Linked DNA regions of Mus musculus: region 1 is linked to region 2. The links are chromatin contacts, found by Hi-C in ENCODE. All regions are on one chromosome and are shown on one strand. Each heading gives the region's core, a stretch centred on a gene start or an enhancer-like site at or near the end of the contact. The rest is flanking DNA. Distances are from core to core; before and after follow the strand shown. Region 1 has its middle 36 kb from the start of Six6. Region 2 overlaps Ccdc175 (coiled-coil domain containing 175).

Evidence for each region. A loop is a pair of places that touch in the nucleus more often than their neighbours do.
Region 1: a map of v-Abl transformed pro-B cells shows a loop between it and region 2 (5-fold over the local background). The contact joins two enhancer-like sites. A Hi-C loop is called at or near these places in 4 of 37 maps with a recorded cell type or tissue (heart and v-Abl transformed pro-B cells).

Annotation. Positions count from the first base shown.
Region 1 is chr12:72,973,875-72,978,530 of GRCm38, reverse strand. No RefSeq gene overlaps it. Among named protein-coding and RNA genes, the nearest start is that of Six6, 36 kb to the right of the region's middle. Within about 2 kb of position 1,608, at least 1 of the 3 ENCODE cell types and tissues checked has a DNase peak (open chromatin) inside an H3K27ac peak, as active enhancers do.
Region 2 is chr12:72,102,010-72,106,288 of GRCm38, reverse strand. It overlaps Ccdc175 (coiled-coil domain containing 175), which reads left to right. Exons shown (of 21, transcript NM_028687.1): 19 at 302-485; 20 at 4,233-4,279. Among named protein-coding and RNA genes, the nearest start is that of Jkamp, 18 kb to the right of the region's middle. Within about 2 kb of position 1,553, at least 1 of the 3 ENCODE cell types and tissues checked has a DNase peak (open chromatin) inside an H3K27ac peak, as active enhancers do.

The sequences.
Region 1 (4,656 bases), core at 359-2,858, 870 kb before region 2:
CTGTTCTCTAACATTTACCTGGCACATTTAAGAAAGAAAGCAAGCAATAATAACGTTAGAAGCATGAAGGGCCACTTTGTGTGTTTTCTCATGTAATTCATAGATGATGGGTACTAAACAGCTAAAAACTAATTTCCATCCATGAGGAAATAGACAAATCATGTTTCCAGCCTTTTGGTGACATTGTTTCAGGAGTTGGTTCCTTGAAAAAGATATGACCAGTGTGACTTCTGCCATGGAATCCCACCAGGAATTCTTCTCGCCCTTGACAGTTTGTAGTGAGACATTAGTAGCATAGAGTCTTCCCTGGGCACAGGCTGCAGCTGGTTTAAACTTACCTCTGCTTCCAAGGTACCATTCTGTACCTTGCTCTAGCCCCACACAACACAGAGCACGGCTCTCAGCATTTTATGTGTGCTTACTGGCGTGCTTCAAGCAGCTGGTTTTTATTTTAGTTACAATTAGTCATACTGTTCTCTGGCCTTGGAATTCATAAGTTTTGGATGGAGAGGCTGTTCTTGAAAGCCTTCTTGAAAGTTTGCTGCTGTGGTTGTTGACAGATGAAGGATGCCCATGCATTGGCTGCGATGCATTTAGTCTATCAGGCATATTTAAAAAAAAAAGATTTATTTATTTGTTTATTTATTTCTTTATTTATTTAATGTATGTGAGTACACTGTAGCTGTACAGATGGTTGTGAGCCTTCATGTGATTGTTGGGAATTGAATTTTTAGGACCTCTGCTCATTCCGGTCAGCCCGTTCCTTCTAGTCTACTCTACTTGCTCTAGCCCAAAGATTTATTTATTATTATACATAAGTACACTGTAGCTGATTTCAGACACACCAGAAGAGGGTGTCAGATCTCATTACGGGTGGTTGTGAGCCACCATGTGGTTGCTGGGATTTGAACACAGGACCTTTGGAAGAGCAGTCAGTGCTCTTACCCACTGAGCCATCTCGCCAGCCCTATCAGACAAATTTTTAAGTATCTTGCATTGGTCCTAGCATTTCAGATGTGATTTAAGTGTGATTTGTGGGAATTTGTACCATAATTCTGATGAATTGCTTTGCATGTTAGGACTTGGGTTTCCTAGTTAAGGAATTTTTACTTATTTCAGATAAGCCAGTTGTGAGTACTGTATTTTCCACTGGCATTTCCAGTCACTTCAGTGCACTTTTATAGCTCAAAGCTTGTTTAATTTCTTGGATTTAACTGAATTCTAAACGTCTACAATTTAACCTGCAGAGTTAGTTGATGGGAAACATTTGGTATTGGTAGTAGGAGTGATTTGTTTCCCCCAACTGAACATTTAACCGAATCTTTCATTTGTGAGCCATTTCTGAATCTCTATCGTTTGCCAAGTTCCATGCTGCAGGCTGGGGTACTCATAACAAGATGGAAGATGGGCTCTTGTCCGAAAGAGATTGCTGTCAACAGGTGGGCCAGAGACCAGTCACTCACAACAGGATCGGTGGGCCAGCGACCACAACGATCACAACAGGGTCAGTGAGGAGACTGACTGTCTTGCAGCTGGGGCCCTGTGACAGTGTCTCTGAGCTGTGGAGACAGGCTGCCTAGCCAGAAGAAAACAGAGCAGAGAGCTTTCTTGTACGCCAGGTGGTGCTGCTGCTCTGCTGTAAGGGCTGCGGTCACCCGAAGATCCTGGCGTCCTGTTATCTTTGCGTTTGAACTGAAAAGCTGTTTTCTTAGCCCTCTCCCTCTCCGTGCTTTGCGTGTATTTACATCTGACTGAAAAGAACTCCCTCTCCGGAGTTCCACCTCCTATCTTACTGGGGGAATAGATAATTTTTACTTAAAGGTATTCAGGCGTTCTTGGAAAATATGGTATTTACTATTTAAATCCCCTGAGTTTTTATTTTGTGGTTTGGGATGGCCTAACGAACTTTTGGAATCTCCTTTGCTGGGGATGGGAGGGTGGGGTTGGGGGAGGCGAAGGGGGGTTGGGAAGACTGGAGTGGAGGTGGGAGGGGCTGTTCTCAGGCGCTGAATTGCAGTTTACGGTTTTTTTTTCTTTCTTTCTTTCTTTTTTCTTTTTAAAATACAATCGAAGCAGTATTTCTGGTAAGAAAAGTTATTAGGTGTTTATGGATGTTTCAAAAGACCAGGGGACGGGGGAAATGCAGATCCCATGTTAAAATGTACACCTGGGGACTCTTTAACACTTTGAACAGAACCCAAGTTGGGAGGGCATGAGCTCCTTAAAGTGGTAGTTGTTTCTACTGGGGGAGGGGGTGCTCGTTGGATGCTGCCCAGGAGCACAGGATTGCCAGGAGCAGCCCCAGGGAGGATGAGTTAGCTCGGCAGCCAGGTAGGACGGGAATGTGTGTTTTCCTCTTACTTCCGCCACATCCCACATCCTCCTGAACAGGAAGAGCACTGCCTTTTTCTGAAGGCCCCCTTTTTTATCTTCTTCCTCCAGAGAATCCAGCAGGAGGCAGCTTATAGCAGGAGGGATAACAAAAATGTATCGAAGTTCTTTAAGGCACACAGAGAGGATGTGAGGTGTTAACCTTAGAAAGCTTTAGTTTCTCCAGCGTTTGGAAATGAAGCTGCTTTGAACTGGCTTTTGCAGGGCAGGCGAGCCCTGGCCTTTGCCTCTGTGTGCTTTTCTAACTGATCCACTGTGAGATCAGTAGGGCACAATTGCAAGTTTAGTCTGTCAGTGGTCGTTTTAGCTTTCAAAGTTTGGAATGGCCTCGGAGGACGAACAGACAGACTGACCTATACGGTCTAAAATCTAAGAAAATTAAAACAGGTGTTTTTTAAGATACTGTTTTGGGATAGTGGCATGAACATGGGGTTCAGTGTTCACCTCCTTCTAACCTCTTCACTTCCAAAGTCATAAAAACTGTCACTTAATATCTCATGATAGTGTTTGTTTTTAAGCAGATTGCTCATGATTATTTAGGTATATTATAGTACATAAAGTCCATGCAATATATTCTTATTACATAGTAAATTGTAAGTATGATTGATTCATATGTGACTTTTTAGAGTGATAATGGGTATTGAGCCTAGCATCTCATACCTGCTAGATCCCTAACCCCTTTTTTTGTTTTGACACAGAATGTTACAAATTTGCCTAGACTGTCCTAGAACTTGCTCACTTTCCCGAGTAGCTAGGATTGTAAAATCATACCACCAGGCTTGACTTGTATGATGCTAATATGTGGACATAATACATACTTCTTAATAGTTAAATATTAATGTGTTCAATTGCTTTGCATTGTATATTGTAGGATTCAGCTGGCATTATAAAGACAGCTATTCAGTAAGACTTAGGGCTGTATAAATTAGCATTTACATATTCTGAGCTCAAATTAAATATTAATTTAAGTGTTCAGTTTCTGCTGAAGTTTACAAGTTATTACTTGGCATATCCATGAGCTCAAGACAGAATTATGAAAAATTAAATGAATCTGTTAATCCCCAACTTACACGGGACTTATTAAAGAAACGTTTAAAGTCTTGAGTCAATGAGTTTCTTTTATATTAGTGTTTAGTGAGTACAGGTGCTTGCTTGAAGTCCTAGTAACCTGAGTTCAACTCCCACATCCCACAAGGTAAAGGAGAGAACCTCTGACTTCTAGTGTGTGCTATGACATGGGAGTGCTTGCACTTGCGTGAACATATACGCATATCGTCCACGAGCCAAAATGAGTAAATTAGACCATTGTTACAAAACCACAGTTTGTTCCTATAAGATAATTATCTATGATGGTTAGTTCCATTGGCTAGATAGCAAATGGCCAGTTAAGTTATAATGACTTTAATAACACCTTCAGCCTGATTTCAGGGTGATGTAGAGGAGAATTATTTAGTGTGGTGGCACTTTCATGAGGGAAGACCAATCCTAAGAAGACATTATAAAAGAAAGACGGTCTTAGGTTGACATTATATTAAAAACAAACAACCTTTTATTTGTCTGGTGGCAAGTTTTCCTTCTGCATCCATTTACAAGAGTTGAGGATTTGTGCATCTTACAGCACGCATCTCCTACCTAACCTTCTCTCTCTGTGCTCCCTGCCCTGGTTTGCTCAGATAAAAGACCAAGAGCAACGTGGGGAGGGAAGGGTTTATTTAACCTTACAGCTCCTATGGATCACAGTCCACCATTGAGGAAGCTGGGCAGGAACCTGAATTGGAAGGCTGCTTACTGCCCACTCCCATGGATCGGATCGATCATTTGCTCACCTGGCCCTAGGCTGGCTCCCACGGCTCATGGGTTGCTCCCTGAGCTCATTCCTCTTGTGGCTCGCGCCTCACTCAGCTAGTTTTCTTATCCAACTCAGGCCTACCTACCTAGGGATGGTGTCTCCCCAGAGGGCAATCATTAATTAAAAAAAAAATCCCTACAGACTTGAGTGATAGAGGCATTTTCTCAATTGAGGTTCCTCTTCCCAGATAACCAAGTTGACAAAGAAACAAGAACAGGACATAGGTCCTTGTGCCATCGACATCACCTGGGCGCTTCTTTATCCCAGGTGTCTGATCCCAGCCTAGCGATATCCAGCAGAACACCTAAGGCTGGGGCTTGGGAACCTGGGTCACAAAATCTCCTTGAATTGTTTGTGCATTTTTAGATTAGGTACCTCAGAAGTAAGATCTCTCCTCGTTGTAGGAATCAGTATCA
Region 2 (4,279 bases), core at 304-2,803:
CCTTTCCTCCTTTGTCTTTGCAAGCTCACATAGAACACATCTGGTTTTCAGACTGTGCTGTGAACTCTAGGCTCACTCTATTTTACCAGCTGTTCTGCCTCTCCATCCCTCCTCCCTGTAGGTAGGAGAGGAGTCAGGTAGCTGGCTCTGAATCCTGCCTCTTCTTAGTCTCTAAAAGTTACTTTGTGTAACTAATGACAACTTTTCATACATAGCATCACCTCTGGAAACAATCCACTCAGAATGATATTCATTTCGTTGTAATTTGTATCCGCACACCCCCAAATGCTGTCCCTTTAAGGAACTGGTGGGCACCGGAGAAGACACTATGCAAGAAATTAAGTCTCTGGTGGCGAAGCTGCAGTACAGGGATGAGAAAATTGAGTCCATCAGCACCTGGCTCGTGGGGGGATTCGAAAGGCTGCGTCGTCTTATGGAAGAGGACTCACCGGCCAGCCTTAGTAAAGAGGATCTCCAGAAGCTCGGTAAGATAGCACTTCAGCCGCCTTCTAGTAGCTAGTGACATCAAAATAAGGGGGTCCTCGGGAACCGGTCATCAGAGGAAGGAAAAGGGCAGTGCTCTGTGGTGCTGGGCCTCCCACCAAACACCCTTCTCACTTTGGGTCGAGTTTGTCCGAACAGCTCATCACTTCTTCCTTTCACTTGAGAAGATTTTCAAGAGAACTAAATTTTGCTCATGATTACAAAAAAGAAACTAGCGACTTTGTTTTTGAGATAGGAATCTTACTGTGGAGTCTAGTGTGGTGGGAACTCAGAATCTTCCTGCCCAGACTCCCTGAGTGCTGGGTATATAGGCCACCACACCCGATTCACAGACATTCTCTGTTGAAAAACAAAAACATGTAGTGCACATACATACATACATGCAGGCAAACACTCACACACATAAAGTAAAACCAAAATAAACCATTTAAACTAAACAAAGACAAAGTGAGCTATTCTATTTAGAGCCAATAAAATGTTACCATCAACAAGCACTTACTAACCTCCTGTCCTGAATCAAGCTCTAAGATACCACAGGGAATGAGACACTCCCTGCTCAAATGGGATTCACAGTCCAGTCCAGAGTTTGGCGGCTCCTCCCCTGACCAGGGCCAGATAGTGGTTTTGGCGCTGCCATCACTAAAGTCTCTGTAGCAGGAGTCAGGAGTTGGGGCCTCTGAGGAGCCGGAAGCTGAGCTGAGCTCTGGAGGCAGACCCCCGGCTTGCCATAGCTCTCTGCCCTTCTCAGCTCCCGGGGCACGCGACAGAATGTGGGTGGACTCAGAAGCCAGGCCCGGATTGTCCTCCTGCTGTTCACGCCTTTCTCACTTTTCCTGATTGTAGAGTTAGAAAGACAACAAACGGCGGTTATAAAATATCAAACCCATATTGACTGTTCATTGGGTGTCTGGAATCTCCCCCTGTCCCAGAGAAGCGAGTACCACTTGACCCTTGAATTATTATTATTATTCCACCACCTTACAGCCAAGGAGTCTCTGACTTGTGAATTGCTTGCAATTCTCTAGAAGCCCTGGACTGCTTCCAGTTCTGCAGCTCTCTGCTGCTCTCTGTTGGACATAGTATATCAGTACAATCTTTCAGTTCCTGCCCTTTCACACCCATTACGCTAGCTTCATTACTGTACTGCGAATCCCTGGGCAAGAGAAGAGATGGTTAGACCTAATGGGCCTCTTCTCCTGGAGATAAAGGAGCAGAAAGCACACAGAGCTGTCAGAGACAGGTGCAGATGGGAGCTGCCCAAGAGCCCCAAGTACAACTGGAAAGAGGAATGAGGTTATCAGAATGCTAGATTGCCAGAACTCACCTGAAAACTGTCAATTAACTTTGTACCTTTTCTGTCTTGTAAGCAGAAATGCACGTATACGTAAACCAAACAGTAGCAGTACTGATTACTTTTAAATTATTAAAAGTGTTTTGGGTCAAAGGGATGGCTCAGTGGGTAAAGGTCCTTAGCCATGGAGCCTGACAGACACCTGTGCCCAATACCTGAGACCTATATACACCCTACAAGTTGTCCTCTGAGCTCTGTATGCACTGTGACACATGTGCTATACTCACTGCCCCCCCATGCATGTACGTGGACACACATACTCACATACACACACACTCACACTCTCATACACACACACATACTCACACACACGCACATACACACACACACAAGGCGATGACAACTTTTAAAAGAACTTTGTTTCATAATTTCTTCCTTAATTTCAAGTCAGAGTGAAAATGAATTTAAATATACTTTCTTATATTTATTTGTATTTTTAAATCACCATTCACAGTAACAGGTTCCTGTGTGCCGTTTCCACACATAACTAGTTCTGGCTGAACCTCAATACTCAGGTGCTCCTCTCTCCCCGTCTCCGTGACCCGCCCCCCCCCCCCATGCCTTGTCCACTGCTCACCCTGTCCGTATGGGGTGCAATCATTTCCTCCTTCACATCCCATGTGGTTTTTCTCCCAGTTCCCTCCTGTGCGGCCTCTCTCTCCGCCTTCTACGGGCCCCTTTCTAGTTTCCTGCCACCTCTCCATCCCCTCTCCCACATGGAATGCACATTTAGAAAAGCTGAAAGCTTGGGATCTGCACAGAAGAGGTCTCGTCACACTTGATTTCCCAAGCCAGTGGCCCCACCTACTATTTCCACTTTCACTCATTTTCCTACAAATCTTATCACTTCCTTTTTCTCTTTATGGCAGAATAAGGTTCAACTGTATCCATGTCCCACAATCCATCATCTATCCACAGATAAAGGTTGAGGCTGAGTCCCTCCCTTGCTCTTGGGACTAGAGCAGCGATACGTGCAGATGTGTGCCCATCTCTGTGCTAGGACATGGAACGGGATAGCTGAGTCATATGGCAGTTCTGTTTTTAAACACACAGATTATCCATTTGCATTTAAGAACTATCTGTTCAGTTAAAATTCCAACTCCCTTGAGCATTCAGTTACATGCAGGTGTTTTGTATTGATCAAATAACACATTCCTTGCAGAAAGACCTTTGTAGATCATAACATGCTTTGAGAAACCAATTCTTAGCATGGTCAAAGTGGCCTTTTCATTTTATGATGGAAAAGTGACTCAATACTATTACGCCCATTTTTTTGATCATTTAATTCTGAAAAAATAACTACTTTCAATTTTATAGTTACAGTAAAATTAACATTACAGAGAGTAAAGTGAAATCATTTGTTGAATAATTCAAAGGGTATCGTGAAAACCCCACTGTGCGAGCCCTGCCCCAGGAGGCTGAGGCAGTCTGGATCCAGAGGCTCAAGGTCACCCAGGGTAGGTCATAACAGCCGTAACAAGACTGTCTTGGGAAAGCCACGCCTAACCAAACCAAACCAAACCCAAAATGCCCCTTGGGAAAACTAAGCTCTAGATAAGGGAGACTTGTAGGCCGGTGGTTCTCAACCTTCCACATCTAGGTTAGAAGGAAAAAAAAAAAAAAGAATCCACCTTGAGGCTGCATGCTAGACCAGCTTATCATGAGTATCGGGGTGAGCTCAGGCACATTTTGTTTTTGTTTTTTTTTAATTTCTACATGGCTCCAGTGAGCAGCAAAGTCCTTTAAATTCATAGTTTTGGATAAATTAAACTCATCTAGAAGTCCACATTAAGAGAGTATTTTTGCCTTTCAAATTATTCAGGTCTGAATAGCAAAGTACTCTAGCCTTAAGTTGCAATGTGTCATGAAGACCTCAAACATGATGGACGCTGAACTAGGATGAGAGCTGTTTTACAAATTTTATTATTTATTATTTATTTATTTATTTATTTATTTATGGCCCCAGATGTCCTGAAGCGTGTTCTGTAGACCAAGGCTGGCATTTGATTTTCCAAGCCTGTAGCCCCACCTGCCTCTGCCTCCTGTTTTGCATATTTTTAATAAACACATTTTATCAAACGTTACTAACATGAATAATTAGCGTGGCTATATTAATAACTTTGTTCCCATGAAGTAATTGAGTATCCCTAACAATCTCTGCCTCTGCAGAATTGTAACCTTTTTATCTTATGACTTCTCTTATACAGACTTTTTTTTGCTAGGAGAGGACATAGGAAGGTAACTGTCAAAACAGTTTCAAATGCAGTAGGCTCAGAGGTGGCACATCAGACATGTCACCTCTCACATGTGGATTCTTGGAGCAACTCAGCATTTTAATATTCAGTAATAACCACAAAACCCAATTTTTTTCTTATAGGAAAGAAGCAAAAGAATCAAGAAATACTTCGTTTTTCCCCATCCTCT